2 separate regions of the Homo sapiens genome follow, and region 2 is linked to region 1. The links are chromatin loops, found by intact Hi-C in ENCODE. Cell type or tissue: mammary epithelial cell. All regions are shown on one strand. Links, peaks and the distances in the headings refer to the core of each region. The heading gives the core; the rest is flanking DNA. Region 1 overlaps SETBP1 (SET binding protein 1). Region 2 overlaps SETBP1 (SET binding protein 1).

The links. Peaks named below come from ENCODE experiments on the same cell type or tissue, not always from the same donor. Only the 100,000 strongest peaks of a DNase experiment are listed, where the experiment ranks them.
Region 2: a loop joins it to region 1, with 2.6 times the contacts of the local background. A loop is called at or near these places in 2 of 110 quality-filtered maps.

Annotation. Positions count from the first base shown.
Region 1 is chr18:44,980,502-44,989,569 of GRCh38, forward strand. The region is part of intron 4 of SETBP1 (SET binding protein 1); the gene reads left to right. Among named protein-coding and RNA genes, the nearest start is that of MIR4319, 15 kb to the left of the region's middle. In mammary epithelial cell, for the core only: no CTCF peak of the experiment used is centred there; no DNase peak of the experiment used is centred there.
Region 2 is chr18:44,689,591-44,698,658 of GRCh38, forward strand. All of the region lies in intron 1 of SETBP1 (SET binding protein 1), which reads left to right. Among named protein-coding and RNA genes, the nearest start is that of SETBP1, 13 kb to the left of the region's middle. In mammary epithelial cell, for the core only: no CTCF peak of the experiment used is centred there; DNase peaks (open chromatin) are centred at 3,651, 3,961 and 7,541; H3K4me3 peaks cover 845 bases; H3K27ac peaks cover 3,719 bases.

The sequences.
Region 1 (9,068 bases), core at 723-8,722:
AGTCTCTAGAAACTCATTACTTTATAATACAACCAAGTTCAGTTCTGAATAGCCCCGACCTCCCGTGCCTCTCCCGTCTCTTACAAACGGAAACTTTGTCAGAGGAGGGAGAGGCAGGGAGGTTGAGGAGCCTTGAAAGGCTTTTTCCTTTTTCTCAAGCACTGGGGCTGCTCACCTTCACTGAAGGCACAGAAGGTGCAGGCCTCCAGCAGGAAGACAAGAGCCCATCCCTGCTGCCAGTTTCAGAAACAGTTTCCACAGCTCTAGGTTAAGGTTATGGTCATGTGTAGCAGGGTAAGAGGTTGCAAAGCATGGTCCTAGGGAAGCAGTAGGAGCCCAGGTTTGAAAGCAAGAAATATGGGTCTTCTAGACCTAGCTCTCATGGACAGGCTGTTGGTTTTGGCCTTCGCAGATCAGTACTTCTGCCTGGGCCTCAGTTTATGCATCTGTAAAAAGAAAGAATTGCATTAAATCAGTGGTTCCCAAAGTTAAAGTGGTCCCCAGACCAATAGCATCTGCCTCATTTGAGAACTTGTTTGAAATGCAAATTCTCAGGCCTTATCTCAGACCTATTAAATGAGAACCTCTGAAGCAGGAGAACAATAATCTATTAAAAACCGATGCACCCTTAAGTTTGAGAAACATAATTCTGCGTGATCTTCAAGGCCCTCAATTCCAGCCGTAACATCCTGTGAATCCCTGAGGCAGAGGCCCAAAACTGCAGCCAGCTCACTTGCCCCGACTCTCACCGTAATCTCTCAGGTTCCAGCAGTTTCTTTCTGTCTCTCCTTGGATCCCTGAGCCAAGCTACAGAGCCAGTTGGCTTCAGGAGGTGACTCTAACTCCCAGAACATGTACCTCCCTTAAAAAATCTATATCCAGTCTTACACGGAATCAATGCTTACAGTCACCTTGTATCTAAGCAAACTGAATAAAGCTGGAAGCACCAGCAAACCTGCTTATTTATTTCATGACAAGGGAAACAACTTTCAGTTCTGTGGGACTTGACACCTTTGTCAATAAAATCTGCAGATTGCACAATATAGAGTTGTTTTAGAATTCATCTTTCTGACAATAACAGGACTTTGCAAGAGAAGAGCATCCAGGGGTTATTATGGCAGCCACATCTTTGCCCTGAGACTACTGGCTGCCTTGCCCACATTTACCTTTTACATCAGAACCACTCAGTGAATCTACATCGGCATAGAGAAGAATAAGGGAAGAATTTTAAAGCATGTGCCCCCTTTTGGTTGCTTCTTTTTCCCCCGCTTTTTCGTATGTCTAAAGAAGGCAACCAGATTTGATTTTTTTTAAGAAGCCCTTAGTTTTAATAGCTGATTAGCCTACAATAAGGTCGAACTTGTGTTTTGTTTCTAATTAGCAGTAAAAACAACAGGGTATTAACGTTTGCAGTTGCTTCACTGTAGCATCTTTCCAAGATTTTCTATTCACGCTGTTCAAAAGTGCCATATACATTGGAAATGTGCATTTATATTCAGAGCAAGCTTATTGTAGGAAGCATAAAAAAACACCCCATAAAGCGAAAGTTTGGGGAAGGTGGGGTGGAGTTGAAGGTAGTAAAAGCCTCTCAATTGCTTGATTGTGTGAACTGAAGTTGCTGTAGAGTAAGTCACCATTTGTGGTTTCACAGCTCTGGAATAAATGACACTTCCAATAACATTATCCTATACAGGTGTAAAATATACAAATTGGGTGAGGAAAATGGTAGCATCATTGAAATGCGCACAAGCAAAAAGCCTGGGAAGCAAGCATATGGCAGAGTGCCGGGCTGGGGAGGCAGGGGCCGCCGGCTGGAAGATCCACACACCTTGGCTTCCTGGAGCAGTCGCCTCAGGGGGCCAGAGCCAGAGCTCCATGCTTCCACATCTAATTTGGATGATTCTGTGATTATTATATCATTTAGGGTATTCCCTGCCTAAACTCTTTTTAAATTTATGGCTCTGGTTCGACTTGCATTTTTTTCCCTCCTCTTCTGAGTTTGTCATGAGTTGTTGAAAAGCATATTCAATCAAGCAAGAGCATAGCTTTTTGAGTTTATCCATACAAGTAAAATAACAGATTTAGTGAGTGATAAGCGAAGTAGTCATCAACATAGATAAATATAGAGACTGAAAGCTCTATCATTTATGTATTTCTTCTGCAGCAGAATATATGATGCTTCCTCTTATTTTATTTCTGTTCCCAGTGGGTCATATAATTTCTGCTGGTTTATGAAGGCTAATCTTAAAACCCTTTTTGACTTCTACATTTAAAGGCTTGGAAGTGAGTATGACATCATGGGGGACACTCCAAGCTTTAGTGAGGAGTCATGGGTTTCAGTACTAGTTTGCTCTGCTAAACCCAGTCCCTGGCCTGAGGGCAGCCGTGTTTCTATGCTGATTTTATAGATGGTGACACCAAGGCCTAGAACAATTAAGGGACTTTACAAGGTCATGGGATGCTTAACTTCAGCCCTGACTATAACTGCAATTATGGTATGTGGGCCCCCTGAGAAGTCACCGAAAACCCCTGTCTAATATTTCCTGTGGACCCTCAACCTCCAGACCACCAGGCCTTGTAGGTAACTTATTCAGTGGAAGCCAGGCCAATTGAGTAAATCATGATTATGAACATTGAAAAATGAGAGGAGAGAGAACATGAACAGAAGCATTTTAGTTTATAGAATCATAGAGTTGGAGGCATTTCTTCAAGCAGACAGATTTTGTGCGTATCAAAACGTGATTGGGGAAAAACAGGTACACGTAGCCTCCTTCAGATGCATTTTCTGTTATGGTCAAGTTCATTCCAATAATAATTAATTTGAGGGCTTGTGAAATGTTAGGTGCTATTCTAAGTGTTTCGTATGCATAACTTTATTTTTCCACCAACCAGCTCTAAGAACTAGGGACACTCTTACCCCCATTATACAAATCAGGGACATGAGGCATGGAGTGAAGAAGTAGATTTCCAAGGTCATAGAGCCCACATGGAGTAGAGCCAAGATTTGCCCCAAGCCCAATTCCAGAGCCCATACTCCTAACCACTGTCCCATTGCCCTTCTTGTAGGAGCAGATTTTCAAGTCTCATTTTCAGTCCCTCCTGCTGCAGCAGCAGGCCTTATTTTTCTTGCTGAGTAACACCAGAAATGGTAATCAGCTCATGCCAGCTGAGTGCTTTCTTCTAGGCTTGGCAACAGCCATGAGCCCATCACCTGGTTAAATAACCCCCTGCTTGCCACTCCATTCCTTTGGTCTGTGATGGTATGGAACTTTGGGAAGAACCCAGAGACTAAATATCTGTTTGCTGTCTGTCATTGAACAAGTGACTCACCTTTTCTCAACTTCAATTTTGCATTTGTCAAAAGATTGTTGTTCCTGACCTGGCCATCTTAGAAAAGGTACAGAATCAAAATACCATATAGGCCAGGTGCAGTGGCTCATGCCTGTAATCCCAGCACTTTGGGAGGCTGAGGCAGGTGGATCACAGGTCAGGAGTTCGAGACCACCCCGGCTAACATGGTGAAACCCCGTCTCTACTAAAAATACAAAAATTAGCCGGGCGTGGTTGCATGAGCCTGTAATCCCAGCTAGTCAGGAGGCTGAGGCAGGAGAATTGCTTGCACCTGGGAGGCAGAGGTTGCAGTGAGCTGAGGTTGCACTCTAGCCTGGGAGACAGAGCAAGACTCCGTCTTGGGAAAAACAAAAACAAAAACCATGTATCAGTGGTCCTCAACTTTTTTAGTGCTAGGGACTGGTTTTGTGGAAGACAATTTCTTCACAGACAGGCAGGGCAGGGGAGTGGGGTGCGGAGAAGGGAGGATAATTTCAGGAAGAAACTGTTCCACCTCAGATCATCAGACATTAGATTCTGATTAGGAATATGCAAGCTAGATCCCTCACATGGGCAGTTCACAATAGGGTTCAGGCTCCTATGAGAATCTAATGCTGCTGTTGATCTGACAGGAGGCGGAGCTCAGGCGGTAATGCTCACTCCTCCTGCACCTGCCGCTTAACTCTTGCTGTCCAGCCCAGGTCCTAACAGCATACCAGTCCATGGCCTTGGGTTTGGGGACCCCTGCCATATATGCTATAACTACAGAATGATGTACAATGATGAAGTGATGTTGGCATTATTATTATATGTCATCAGGATGTGGTGTGGATTAAATGAGGTCACACCTCTAAAGCATTTTTCTGTCATGTTGCCTGACATGTAAGAGGCACTATGAGTTGGTTGGTTATCATGTTACTAATTATTATCATTGCTAATGTACCTTGCAGTGATTTAAAGTTTACATGCTTAATTTGCAGAGAAGGCACGAATTTTAAGTTTACATAATTCAAAGTTTACATGCTTAGGCCGGACGCAGTGGTTCACATCTGTAATCTCAGCACTTTGGGAGGCCAAGGCGGGCAGATCACCTGAGGTCAGGAGTTCGAGACCAGCCCGGCCAACATGGTGAAACCCTATCTCCACTAAAAATACAAAAACTAGCCAGTCGTGGTGGCGTGCGCCTATAATCCCAGCTACTCGGGAGGCTGAAGCAGGAGAATCACTTGAACCCAGGAGGCGGAGGTTGCAGTGAGCGGAGATCATGCCATTGCACTCCAGACTGGGCGACAGAGACTGTCGCCTTTTGAACATAAAATGTTTAAACACTGAATGAGGTGTAAGAGATCTGTCTACATGTGCTTTCAGGTTACAAATGTGGGTAGGGGTTCTGAGATGCTAAAATTGACAAGAAAGTCTTAAAAAAAAAAGTTTACTTGCTTAATTTGCCAGAAATGGGCAGTGCCTCAGAGCTAAGCAGTAGGTACTATTGTTTCCATTTTCAGATAACTTGTAACTTGTTCAGAGTCTAGTTTTGTTCAGATTTTATTTCTCTGGAGCTATGCTATTCCTCTGTCTCTGTCTTAAGTGGCCCAGACAACTGTACATGTGATAATATAATAGTAATAATAATTCTGGCTTGGGCTTAATACACTTATTAATGTTGAAGTATTTTAAGCTGTGGAATCAACCAAGGAGCACAGTCTTATTTATTTCATATGAATCTCACGCAAGGGCACAGTTACTTGAGTAATGATTCTTTTTCTTCTTTTAAATGTTCTTAACTTAAATCTACAGTACAACTGTTTAGTTTTTACAGTGTCTAGGTACCAGTCTATCAATTTGTCAGTAATCACTCTGTAATCCACCATTTAGTATCTGCAGGATTACTTGTAATCTGCTTTTAGGGCTATGAATTCTCCATTGTTCATTTTCACTGTTCAACCTTTAGCCAGCTACATTGCCAAAAGTACCATGATTTCCTCACAGATTTACAATGAAGGGCACAGAGATCCTGCAGGGGAAGCTAATGTAAGACTTTTTGATTTAGAAACAATATTTGGAGCCAAGAACCAGAGTACTCAATACTCCACTAGAGTCTTGTTCCCAGAGGGAAAGAGCAACCAATTTATAGATTTTTAGTTTTAAAGTGAGTTAGAAAAATATACATTATGGCAGAGAGTAGCTAAGGAACAACTACAAAATGATGTTGCTTCTTCTGGTGTGCGTAACCAGACCTCTCCATCCCAGTGCGAACATCATGGTGTACTTAGTCAAACCTCGATAGGATAGCCTGCTACACACCTAAGCTATATGGTGTAGCCTTTTGCTCCTAGGATACAAACCTGCCCAGCATGTTAGAGTACTGAATACTGTAGATAACTGTAACACAATGGTAAGCATTTGAGTATCTAAACATAGAAAAGGTACAGCAAAAATACGGTGTCAAGGATAAATAATGGTATGCCTCTCTAGCGCACTTATTGTGAACGGAGATTATAGGACTGGAAGTTGCTCTGAGTGAGTCAGTGAGTGAGTGGTGAGTGATTGTGAAGGCCTAGGACATTACCATATACTATTATAGATTTTATAAATGCTCTACACTAAATGTATAAAAAAATTTCTTTCTTCATTAATAAATGAAATGTGGCTTACTGTGACTTTTTACTTTATAAGGTTAAGTTGTTTTTAACTTTTTCACTTTTGTAATACTTATATTAAAACACATTCTACAGTTGTGCAAAATATTTCTTATATTCTTATTCTATAAGCCTTTTCTTATTTTGATTTTTTTTTTTTTTACTTTTAAACTTTTTGGTTAAAAACTGAGGCACAAACAGATACATTCACCTAGGCCTACATAGCATCAAGATCATAAATATCACCAACTTCCACCTCCATAGCTTGTCCCACTGGAAGGTCTTCAGGGGCAATAACACGTATGGTACTGTCATCTCCTATAATAACAATGCCTTGCTTATTCTGGAATGCCTCCTAAAGGACCTGCCTGAGGCTGTTAACTTTTTTTTATAAGTAGAAGGAGTGTACTCTAAAATAACAATAGTTAGTATAGTATAGTATAGTATAGTATAGTATAGTATAGTATAGTATTGTATTGTATTGTATTGTAACTAAAACCAGTAACATAGTCGTTTATTATCATTATTAAGTATTATGTACCGTACCTAGTCCTATGTGCTAACTTACACATGACTAGCAGTGCAACAAATCTGTTTATACCACCATCACCACAAACACTTGCATAAAGCATTGTGTAATAGCCTCTATGATATTGTAGTGGCTTACAACATCACCAGGCATTTTAGGAGTTTTTCAGTTTCACTACAATTTTATGGGACCACTAACATATATGTGGTCCGTCACTGACCAAAACAATGTTATGCCATGTATGACTGTATTTAAAGCTCCTTCTCCAGAAGAGCCCCCAGAGTTTTCCTGCTGACCACTCTCTAGTCACACATGTTTGAGACAGACAGCAATAAGATAGCATAAAACACAGAGACTCATGAAGTCAGTGGTACGCAAACCCCCAATTAGGATTATTGCCTGTCCATCAATAACAATCACTAGACAATGCAGATTCTGGTTCAGCTGCCTCTGCTCAAAATGCTTTGGAGCTCTCTTGGAAATTCTTTCAAGCCCTGCCACATTCTTCTAAATATCTGAAATGTCTTTGCCTTTGAAAGGAAGATGTGATTTATGGAAACAGCCAAATCACTTGGAGCCAAGTCTGGCCGGGAGGTCAAGATGGGTAATGTTAGTTTAGAATTACCCATTTTAGATAGGAGCGCTGTCAGAGGTTTCTCAGCAATGATTGGTTTGGTTCTCCGTGAAGATAAAGCAGTTTATTATCTTTAAGCTTGCTGTGGAAAAATACACATAATTAAAACAAATTTAATATTGATAATAATCCTAGTCTCTCACCCTGTTTACTATTATGTTGTAGCACAGCAGCATGTGCCTGTATGTATGAGAGTGTGGCCATGTGTGTTTGATTATATGTAAATAGATCAATCTACAGTTAGATAGACAGACATATATAGATACAGCTATATATACTGTTTCTCATGAGATATTTTTTCATTCCCTTTTCCCAGGCATAGTTTCCAGAATTCTCCTATAAATGTGAACCTGTTTAATTGTTGATATTCTCCTAAGATAAGCAATTCTTAACCTTTTTTTAAAAGGTTACAGCTACATAGTTCTTTTAGAATCTGCTGAAAAGTATGCACCCTTTTGTAGAAAAAATAGAAATATATACACATTCATACGATTTGGAAAAGAAGGGACACAAATATCATGTTTAAAACTTTCGACCTAGGATTTGAAAAGCGGCATAAAATTCACATCATAGGATATATTTACAAAACTAAGCTAAAAATGACTTTTCAGTAGACACTGTACATTATTATATAGCATCTCTAGTTAATTAGTTGAATTTCAGGTTGCCTGAATAAGGCTAAGAACAAATAAGTGATGATAATGGAGAAGGAGAAAAGTCAGTGGGTCATTGTGTATTGACGTTGGGATTAAAATAATATAAAAGGTTTCTGTTTACAAGATACAGCAGGCAAGAAATACTTCAAAACCTTTCTGATATAAAATGTTTAAAAGCTGAATGAGGTGTAAGATATCTGTTTACACGTATTTTCAGGTTAGAAATGTGGGTACAGGTTCTGAGATGCTAAAATTGACAAGAAACCTCTAATACAAAGAGGTAGCTAGCCTTAAAGTTGATGGGCTTTTTCTGCAGCTATCTGCCTATTTCTGGATGTTCAGACTGTTTGGTTTATTTGGTTGCTTATAGGGAAGAGAAAACAAATGTAATTCCCATGGAATCTAGGATGTATGACCAAAAATTCCTTTCAAAGAGTGTATTTTATAAGGCAAAACCCTCAGTAAAAGACTGAAATAGCATATAGCCCATCATAGTCTTCACTATAGTTGCAGGGGCCAGTAACCTCTGAGAAATCTTAATCTCAAGACAGTTCTCATATGAATAGGGGGTCAGGGGAGCAGGGTCAAAATAGGTACTTGCTTTGTGACTACAAATGACCAAATGAAAATTTTAGTTTAAAATTCTCCTGGTTTGGTGGAACCCTTAGGCACCTAACAAGTGGAAGTGCATATTATCTCTGGAAAAATGCACTTAGTAACCATGACTCAAATAGTTCTCATAGAAGAAATGCCAAAAACATAAATCATGATAAAATATGATAATGCAAAATACATGAGGAAACAAGTTTTTATAAGACTCAGCAGAAGCAACAAGGAGTAAAATTAGACCCACTATATCTGGAAAAATATGAATCCCCTCAACTACAAGATAAGTAAGCTCAATATGTTTTAAAAAGTAAAGAAGAACATCAAAAGAATAAGTACAACAGATTATGAAATATGGCAAGGTAGATTTGAAAACTGCCCAAATAGAAAGTCTAAAAATGAAATACATAATAATTTAAATTAGAAACACAATGATGGATGATGTAGCAAATTAGGAATAGCTAAAGAGAGATTTGCTGAACTGGAAGATAGATCCAAAGAAATTATATGTAATATAGACAGAAAACAGTAGAAACAAAGGTTAAGAGAATCATAAGTTAAAAAACAGATTTTTCATACATTTTATTGACGCTCCAGAAAAGAGATAGTAAAAGGAATAGAGTGAAAAGGATATTTGAATATGTAATCCTTAAGAATTTCTAGAATTGATGAAA
Region 2 (9,068 bases), core at 329-8,328, 290 kb before region 1:
GGAGTAGCAGCAGCCAGCCATTTAGGTCTAAGTGCTGAATTGTAGTGGGAGCCCGAGGGGTTTAGTGTCTCCAAGGGTTAGTCAGATCAGAGAAAGCTTTGAGGAGTAGGTGGAACTTGAGCTGAGTCCTTGACAATGGAATAGTCTTGGGTAGGTATGGAGCAGCAGGGAAGATCATCCATTTGGGAATGTAGAGGGAGAAAGGAGAACAGTTCAGCATAGGGCTCTGTGGAGTGTAAGGCAGCAAGACAGATGGGATGGTGTCCTGTAGGAAACAGGCCAAGGATTCATCTCCCCTAAGCTGAAATGGGGAGGCATGCCCACAGCTTTCCAAGTGCAGGGAGAGCAGTCTTGGGGAGCAGGTGGGTGTGCCTGTCAGAGACTTCCACACATAGCACACATGAAAGAACGCTGACAGCTGACTCTGCCTCCTGCTGCTAGGTCCTGTCCGCTACCAGCTCTTCAGCATGGGGTTCAAAAGAGGTATCTTTAGAACAAGAAATGAAATTGTATATAAGCATTTGGAATGGGGATGGGCCGCTCTGGGGAACATAAAACTCTTGTGATACTGGTACTTATTTCCAAGTGTTTAATGTATAATTGGAGAAGGAAATAAACAAGATTCAGTAACAAGACAATGTTTAATGACAGTACAAGGTAGCTAGAGGAGATATATCACAGAGAAAGGGAAGTGGAGCTGATATTTGTTTAGTTCTCTGGTATGCTTAGCATCTCCTTTGCAGCAGAAGCACAAACATATACGTGCCAGATTACACTTTATGTTCAAATGACAATGAACAAAGCAATGGCTTAATCAGACGGTTGAGAAGTCAAGGAATTTGAATTAAAACTGAACAGGTAGTGAGGTGAAAGAGAACTTTGAAAGACTTTATTATTATCTGTTAGATGGTTCAGTTTATCCTCATTGCCTCCAAGTATGTCTACCAATTCCTTCCTCAATTTATAAATGGTGTGGTGGAGGACCAGAGTTTTCAGGGACCACTAATACAGAATATTTGAAGACTGGTGGCTCTATGGTTCAAATAACATTTGGAGTCAGACACAACTGCCCCTGTGATTTCAACAAATCCCTCAACTTTAATTTTCTTATCTGTAAAATGGATGTGTCTCTGGGTTAAAATCAGTTAGTAAATCAGGGTTAAATAGTATAATAAACTTAAATCAGATGAAAAACGTAAATAAACTTAGAGAATACCTGATGTATGTTAACAATTCAGATTATTTTCTTTACGATGTGAATTCCTCCTCCCTGCTTGGACAGGAAATATTATGGTCACAATTACTTCTTTCAAATCTACTGTATTTAACCTATTTTGGTATTGTGCTACACATATTATTTACCTTTTTTTCCTGCAAGATTCTGTGAGGAGAATTAGAAAAGGCAGATGAGAAAACTGATGCCCAAGAGAGTTTAAGTGACGTGGCAATTCAGATGGCACACTGGTTTTAGAACTCATGTATGTAGAAGCAACTAACAACTTTTGGTCAAAAGTTGGCATCACTTTGTGTTTTAGATACCTCATGATGTCAAACTAAGAGGCTTTGTAATCATATATACCTCGATTTGATTGTGAATCTGGCACAGAAAGTGTGTGCTCTTGAGTAAATCATTAACCTTTCTGGACCTTAATTTCCAGGTCTGTAAAATGAGGACAAGATCTTCTGCATCACAGTGCTGTTGTGTGAATTAAATTGATAATGACTGTAAAGAGCTCAGCACAAGTTAGTGGTAATGTTTAACCACCCCCCGCCCCCCAACCCTTTCACTACAAGAGAACACTTTTCCTTGACTGCACAGAGGAACACAGGCACAAGTAACGCATCAAAGCCACAGCTCAACCTGCAAACTTGATTGGCCCAGGCAGGATTGTAGAGATTTTTCACCAGGGAGCAAAGACACAAGGGTCATGCTGTTGTGTTGTGTTATTGGTTCCCAGAGGAGACACTGTTTTTTACAGCTACAGCTGGAACTGTTGGTTAATGGATAGTATGTCAGACCTCAGGTCTCAGAAGTTTCATCTCCTTTCCTTATCATAGAGATCCCTGAGTACAGAGACTAACGGCATATGCTTAGTTTTGTCTTAGGCTCAGCCAGCCCAGCCAGGCTGAGCTGCAGAGTCAGCAGAATCTGATAAAAAGGTGGAAGGTACCAGCCCTGGCTTTGAAGGGCTTCTGGTTGAGGAGACAAGGCTCAGTACCTGGGAATGTCAGAGCTGGAAGGGGCCACAGGGTTGAACTCATGTTCTCTGGTCCCAATTCTACATATAATGATGGGAAGACTCAGGGAGAAAAAGGAACTTGCCCAAGGCCACCAGCTCTAAATGGTGGAGGAGGGATTAGAATGTGGAATTCCTGACTGTACCCAGTATTATTTCCTCCATGAGACAAACTGGAAACAAGAGAAGAGCAATAATCAAACAACAGCTAAATGGTCAGGTTAGCAGATGCAAAGGAAACAAGTTGTCTGTGCTTCTCACTGTGTAGCAAGATGGAGGAGGTTGGTCTTCAACTCCTGTCCCTCAGGGCTTGACTTGGAGTCTTAGAAGAGAGGGTGGCACTTAGTCAAATGCTAGCTTGGTGATCAACTATGGGAGTAAATCAAATGTAACAAAAAAGTTTGCACACTTACTAAGGTGATCCCAGTATGTTCTTTCATAATTATTATCTCATTTAATCTTTACTTCTTGAAACAATCCTTGAGGTAGGATTATTACCCCATTTCCAAATGAGACTTGAAAAGATTAAAAATGTTTCCTAAGAACACAATTACTAAGTGGAAAAGGGAGGCTAAGAAATCTAAACCTATGTCATCAAGTCAGAACTGCTTCCATTCTTCTTTTTAAGGAGAAACATGGCTTGAACACTTACTGTTGGACAGTTACTCCCAGTGTTCTCTATGCTTCCAGCTGTGCAGAGACTCATTTAAAATATAGCCCTTGTCCTCATGGAGCTTGTGGTCTAGTGGGAGAGAGAGGCAGGTAATTAAAATGTTGAAACAGAGCTTGCCAAATGCTTTGTGAGAGCAGAATGACCAGGGAAGTGAGAGCAAGACCGTGCGTGTGTGTGTCTGTGCACATGTGTATGCAGGAAGAGGTAGAAAAGGAGGGTCCAGCCAGTCTCCATGAAGGAGGTGAAATCTGACCCAATTCTTGCAGGATAACAAGAGTTAACCAAGTAGAGAAAGGAGAAAGGGCCAGCTAAACAGAGGACCTATCAGGGAATCATATACAGTAATGCCCATCAGTGGGACTTGGGAGATCTGCAGCTTACGAGATGCTGCTAGAGCATGTGGTAGGTGAAGTAGTCTGGAAATGCTGCTTGGAAGAGGTAAAATGTGATCAGGAACTTACCACACAAGTGCAGAGTATAAAAACACCACTGAGTAGGAGCTTTGTCCTTTGCTATAGACAGGTGATGTATCTTCAGGGTCAGAGAACCATGGTGTAGAGCTGCCCTTGCTCTTGCCGATTGAGAGCTAGGTAAGAGTTGGGTCACCTGCTAGATTTACCAGTGTTGTGGAGCATTTACTCTGGGTGTTTCTGCAGCTGGAAGGAATTCCGGAAAGATTACTTAGTTATAGGCAGCTGAGTCAAGTGGTGTCTGTCTGGCCTCTCATTCAACATTCACCGAATGAGTAATTTGGAGTGTCTCTCTGTATCAGAAACTGTGCCAAGCCCTGGGGGTGACCATGGTGAGCCAAATAGGCACAGGTCTTACCCTTCAAGGGCTTATCATCTAGTGGAGAAGGCAGAGTTTGAAACCAAGAATGGCACAAATATTTAATTATATAATTAATGTTAGGAAAGACAAGTTCTGGCCTACAAAGGCACAAAAAGGGGAGTTATGATCTGGTTTGCGATGCTCAGGGAAGAGGCATTTAACCTCAGCCTGAGTAATGAAGAAGTCTAACTCCAGGGGAGCAAGAGGAAGATTCCAGGTGCATGCAAAGTCCCATGAAGTCACTTGTGACTCCCCACCAAAATACCTTAGAAGACATAAAGAAGGATGAATAATCAACCACTCCCAAAGCCAAAGTCAGACAGTCAGTCTCTTGCCAGAACCTGACAAGAGATTCTTATAACTATAGGCCAATGAGTCTAGGTTGAAAATACAATTTCTTCCTCATCTGTAATTAAGTAGGATCACACTCCATCTTTTTACACCATTTGCTTTCTTAATCAGTTTCTGTCAACCAGAAAAGCAGGCAGTCATCAAGTCTACTGTATGGGCAGCTTGAACAAAACCAGCTAAAGACTTCCCTCCCTGACATCATTATGCATATTCTCAAAGACTATAGCTCTCAGAAGACAAATGGGCAAGAGTGGGAAGGGGAGTTCTGGGAGGAGTGGAAGAAGGGCATTGACTTCTGGGCAGAGATGTTGCTTCAAGTAAAGTTCTGAGGTGAGCATGGAGTCTTTGTCATAGAGCATATTGTGAAGTTTAGCTGTTCAGCTGTTTTTGTGAATCCAACAGAAAAGACTTTTCTCAGTTCAGCAAAACAATAGTAGATGGATGTTTACTCTCAGTGGTGTTCTAGTATATGCTTAACACCCTGTTTTCCAGATTTTTTAAAAGCACTGACTTGTAAAGTTTGCTCGTTCTTATGGTGTAAACACTCCCACCATGGCTGAGCTCCCTTGCCCAGGCTGGAGTGCAGTGGTGCGATCTCGGCTCTCTGCAACCTGAGCCTCCTGGGTTCAAGTGATTCTTCTGCCTCAGCCTCCTGAGTAGCTGGGATTACAGGTGCATGCCACCACGCCCGACTAATTTTTGTGTTTTTAGTAGAGATGGGGTTTAGCCATGTTGGCCAGGCTGGTCTCGAACTCCTGACCTCAGGTGATCTGCCCACTTCAGCCTCCCAAAGTGCTGGGATTACAGACATGCGCCACCGCACTCCATGGCTGCATTTTAAGCTACCAACTTAATGCCACTGAATGTGGAGTTGGGGAGAGATACACACAGTGGGCTCTTATGAACCCATAGGCACTAGCTTCATTGCATCCCTGGTTACTGTTCACTAGAACTTGATATGGTCTCTGGTAAGAGGAGTAGCTCGAAGAGGAGGATGTGACTGGCTTCACAATGGGTAGAAGGTAGTCCAGTACTTCCTCTGTAGGCCAGGCTCTCTCCTCATCAGAGTGTGAGCAAAGAAACAGAACCCAACACAAGCCCTCCTGAGGTGGAAGAAACACTTAAAACAAGGTAAAAGGAACAATATCAGGAAAATTAGTTAATCCAACAGCAACATTAGAGTTTCAGAAAGCTACCTGGCATCTTTGACAAGAAGTATGACCCATGGAAAAGGAGCATTAAGAAACAAGGACGGAGCATGCTGATGAAAAGACATCAGAATCAGCTGAAAAGTGGATGCATAAAGTAAAGAAAGATTGCAGGGATACAAAATGTGCAATTGCAGAATTAAAAAAAAATCCACAGTGAAGTCAATAAAGGCAAAGGGGGCATGGAAAATAGAATCAAATTGGTATTATGGAGAACAGATTGGGGTATGCTCTCCCACAAGGCAAAAGAAGGAAAGAAAAGCAGTGAGAGAGAAAATGATAGAAATGGAGAACAGAGATGAGAGCTCTAAACTCAGAATTACAGGAAAAACTTCGAAAGAAGCCAGAACCATTTAATGGAAGAAATTACCAAAGGAATAATTGAAGGGAACATTCCTGAACTAGAAAGAACCTGCATCTACAGATCCAAAAGGCTCATTATGTTCCAGGAAAATTAAAGGGAGAGAGCTCCACACTACACTCATTTTGTCATTAATAAAATTCTAACATAATGAAAAAGAAAGTCTTCAATTATAAACACATAAAGCAAGTTGCCTAAAGAGGAAACCAAATCAGGCCAGCCTCTGTTTTCCCTTCATTAGTTTAAATGCTGAAAGACATGCTACAAAATTTTGAGGCAAAAAGTTCTAGCCTGAGAATTATCTGGTCAGCCCAGTGTGTTTTACGTGTGAAGATGAAAGAAATGCCTTGTGGTATGGGAATTTGCAGAGTCCAGAGCCGAGGGAGGACTGAGGATGAAGAGCTTGGGGAAGTTTGCAAAAGTTCAGGAATGAAGCCGAGTACTCTTCCTGTGTTTGGGATTGTTTGCCTTTAAGACCTGAGAGGTGCACGTGTTGTTCATGTGTTTATTTTGTAATAAGGAGCATGGAGTTCTACTACCAAGAAATACAGTAAAATTTTTTTAAAAAGTAAAAATAATAAGCTAGTGAAGTAGGCTGGGAAACCACCTTTTTTTTTTTTTTCTGTTCATTGATGAGACACTGAGGCTGAAAGAGGCTTATGAAGGCTCCTAAGTGGCAGAACTAGGCCAGGAATTCATTTCTTTTGACTCCTGTTGAATATACTAAGGGCCCTATCTCTACCACCTTGTCCTTTTGGAAAGCAACAGTCAGGATGACAATGGCCTGTATGTGCATGGCACCTGGGCAAAGCAGAAGAGGGAGGTGAATAAATGATGCTGGGAAGCCCAGCTTGAGTTGCTTTGTTCACTTGTTAATTCAGCCATCCAGCATTTCTTGAGTGTTGATTATGTGTTGGCCATGGTGCTAGGTGTTAGGATTTTGTGGATGAATACGACACAAGTCCTGCCTGTTCCCAAGAGACTCACAATACTGCTGTAAGGGAGAAATACCCTCATGTACTCAATAATAATACCTATGATCTAGCAACTTGACAGGGGTAATCATATAGACCAGGCACAGTCTAAGGCACTGGTTCTGACTCTAGGCCATCAGAACCACTGAGAGGGCTTGGTAAAAGCTGGCGTGTTGGGTCCCAGCTCTGGAGCCCTGATTCAGTAAGTAGAGCTCGAGAACTTGCATTTCCACCAGGCTTCAGAATAAGTAAGAATTCCCAGTTGGAGAATGTATTTTAGACTAGGAAAAATATTCTATCTAGCAGTTTTGGAGGGGAGGGAGGATGTACTCTGGAACTTATTTGGGTATAAGTCACATCTAGCCAAGCAGGATTCCCCTGGCCATTCAGAGAAATAATTCTTTAGGTTCATGCTGTTCATTTTGGAGTGTACCCATAGGTCTATGGCTCTGCAGGGCAAAATTACAAAGTGTTAAGTATGAAACAGACTTTCGTCCCAACCCATTCATTGCTAAGGCAAGTGTGGGTCATAAGAGATCCACAAAGTGTGGGTAAAAGACTCATAGTGGCTTGTCTAGCATCTGACTGCCTGTGAACAGCAGAGCTAGGAATAAAGACAAAGTTTTGGACTCCTATCTCAGTATTCTTTCTAAATACATCTGTTTCTTTTCCTTGCCCTTTTGTTTGCCTGGGGCCGACAAGGCTGTTATCTCCTAAGCAATTTTATCTTTCCAATCCTCCTCCACTCCCAGCCCCCACTGCCGCCCCTGCCCAAGTCCTGCAGGCAGTCATAGAAGAGTTAACTTTTGTTGGACTGAAGGCCTGAGCCAAGTACAGAGTGTCCATTGTGTGCCCGCCCCCTCAGGAGGAGTCACTGACTGCTGGAATGTGACAAGGCAAAACATTTTTACCTTGCCTTGGCTTCCCCAACTCTGAGTGCGTGAGCCTGTGCGTGTGCTCACACGCGCATTTTGGCAGGGCTGAATCACAAGAGGACTCGCAGTTGATACCCAGACTCACCAAAAAATTGAGCTGTGAATTTGGGGAGGCAGGTACGTGCTGGGAAGGAAGCTAAAGGAGAACAACAGCTTTGTGTGCTGATGAAGTAAACAGACAGGTTAGGTTTCTTTGCTGTTTCTTTTGAAAACTTATTTTATTTTATTTGTCTAAGATGAGGGTCACATATGGACACCAGGGGCTGGATTATAATCCTCAGGATAGGCAGCAAATTTGGCTGGGGCTGCTGCCTGGGTGGGTGGAGCTGCAGTGGGAGTAATTTGAACTACACGACTTTGAATAGCTGTCAGAGGGCGAAGCCATTTTCATTCAGAAAAACCTTGAAATCCTCCAAGCACCCAGTCCTGCAATGGATGCTATAGGTAATGTCAGCATTATACAACTACAGTTAGGCTCAACCTGAGGCTGAGCTGCAATCATGTTAGAGAAATAAGATTTATATGCCCAGAACAGCTAGAAGACAATACAAGGCTGGTATTTAGTGGCGAACTATACAGCTGGGTGCAATGTCAGTCCGGCCAAGGAGTGAGCACCACGGTCTGGAGTTTACAGAATGTTGCCATGGAGAATTGAAGACTTGGGGATGATCTGGAAATATGGAAAGGCTTGGGATCTTTTTATTCATTTGTTTATTCATTCCTTCGTGCAACAAACATTTGGGGAACACCAATTGCATGGCCGGCATTGCAAGGATGAGAGGAAGTGGATATAAGAACAGATTCTGTGTATTTTAAAAAATACAGAAAGAACTATGTATAACATTGCTGTGGAGACTGGTTTGACTTGAGTAGTTACTGCAAGTTGGTGGCTAATTTGCTTTGGTCTTTTAAGGCGAGATCAGTATGAAAAGTCTGGAATAGATGAATTCCTAAAGATTAAGGCTATTTGAAACTGCATTACTGTTTTACCTACAGTATTTATTATGACATACTCACATTGCCCTGGTTTGGGTCTTCAAGCAATGTGAATGAAATTTCAGCTGAACTTTCTTATGGCCCCCTGCCTCTAACATCAGATTCCCTTAATCCAACCCTCACACCATGTACCAGAATTATCTTCCTAAAGCTTAGATTTGATATTATTCCTTCTCCACTGCCATTCCTTAAATGGCTTCCCATTACCTGTAAGATAAAATCCAAACTCGTTAGCACAACATTCAAGGAAGTTCATGACTTTGCCATGACCTTTTATTTCCAGCCTCACCTCTCATAGATTCCCAGTTTCTACCATACTTCCTAGCCAAACATCAATTCCCTGTTTCTTCTGCATAATCCTGCACACGCCTGCCCAGGACGTGGCCTCACGTCTTCCCTTTCTCTGCTACGTCTTCCTTCTTCCTGCTCTACCTAGGAAACCCCCATCAAGATCAAAGATCTGTCTTCTGCTCTCCTCAAAGCCTTTCTGTGTAGTTTCCTA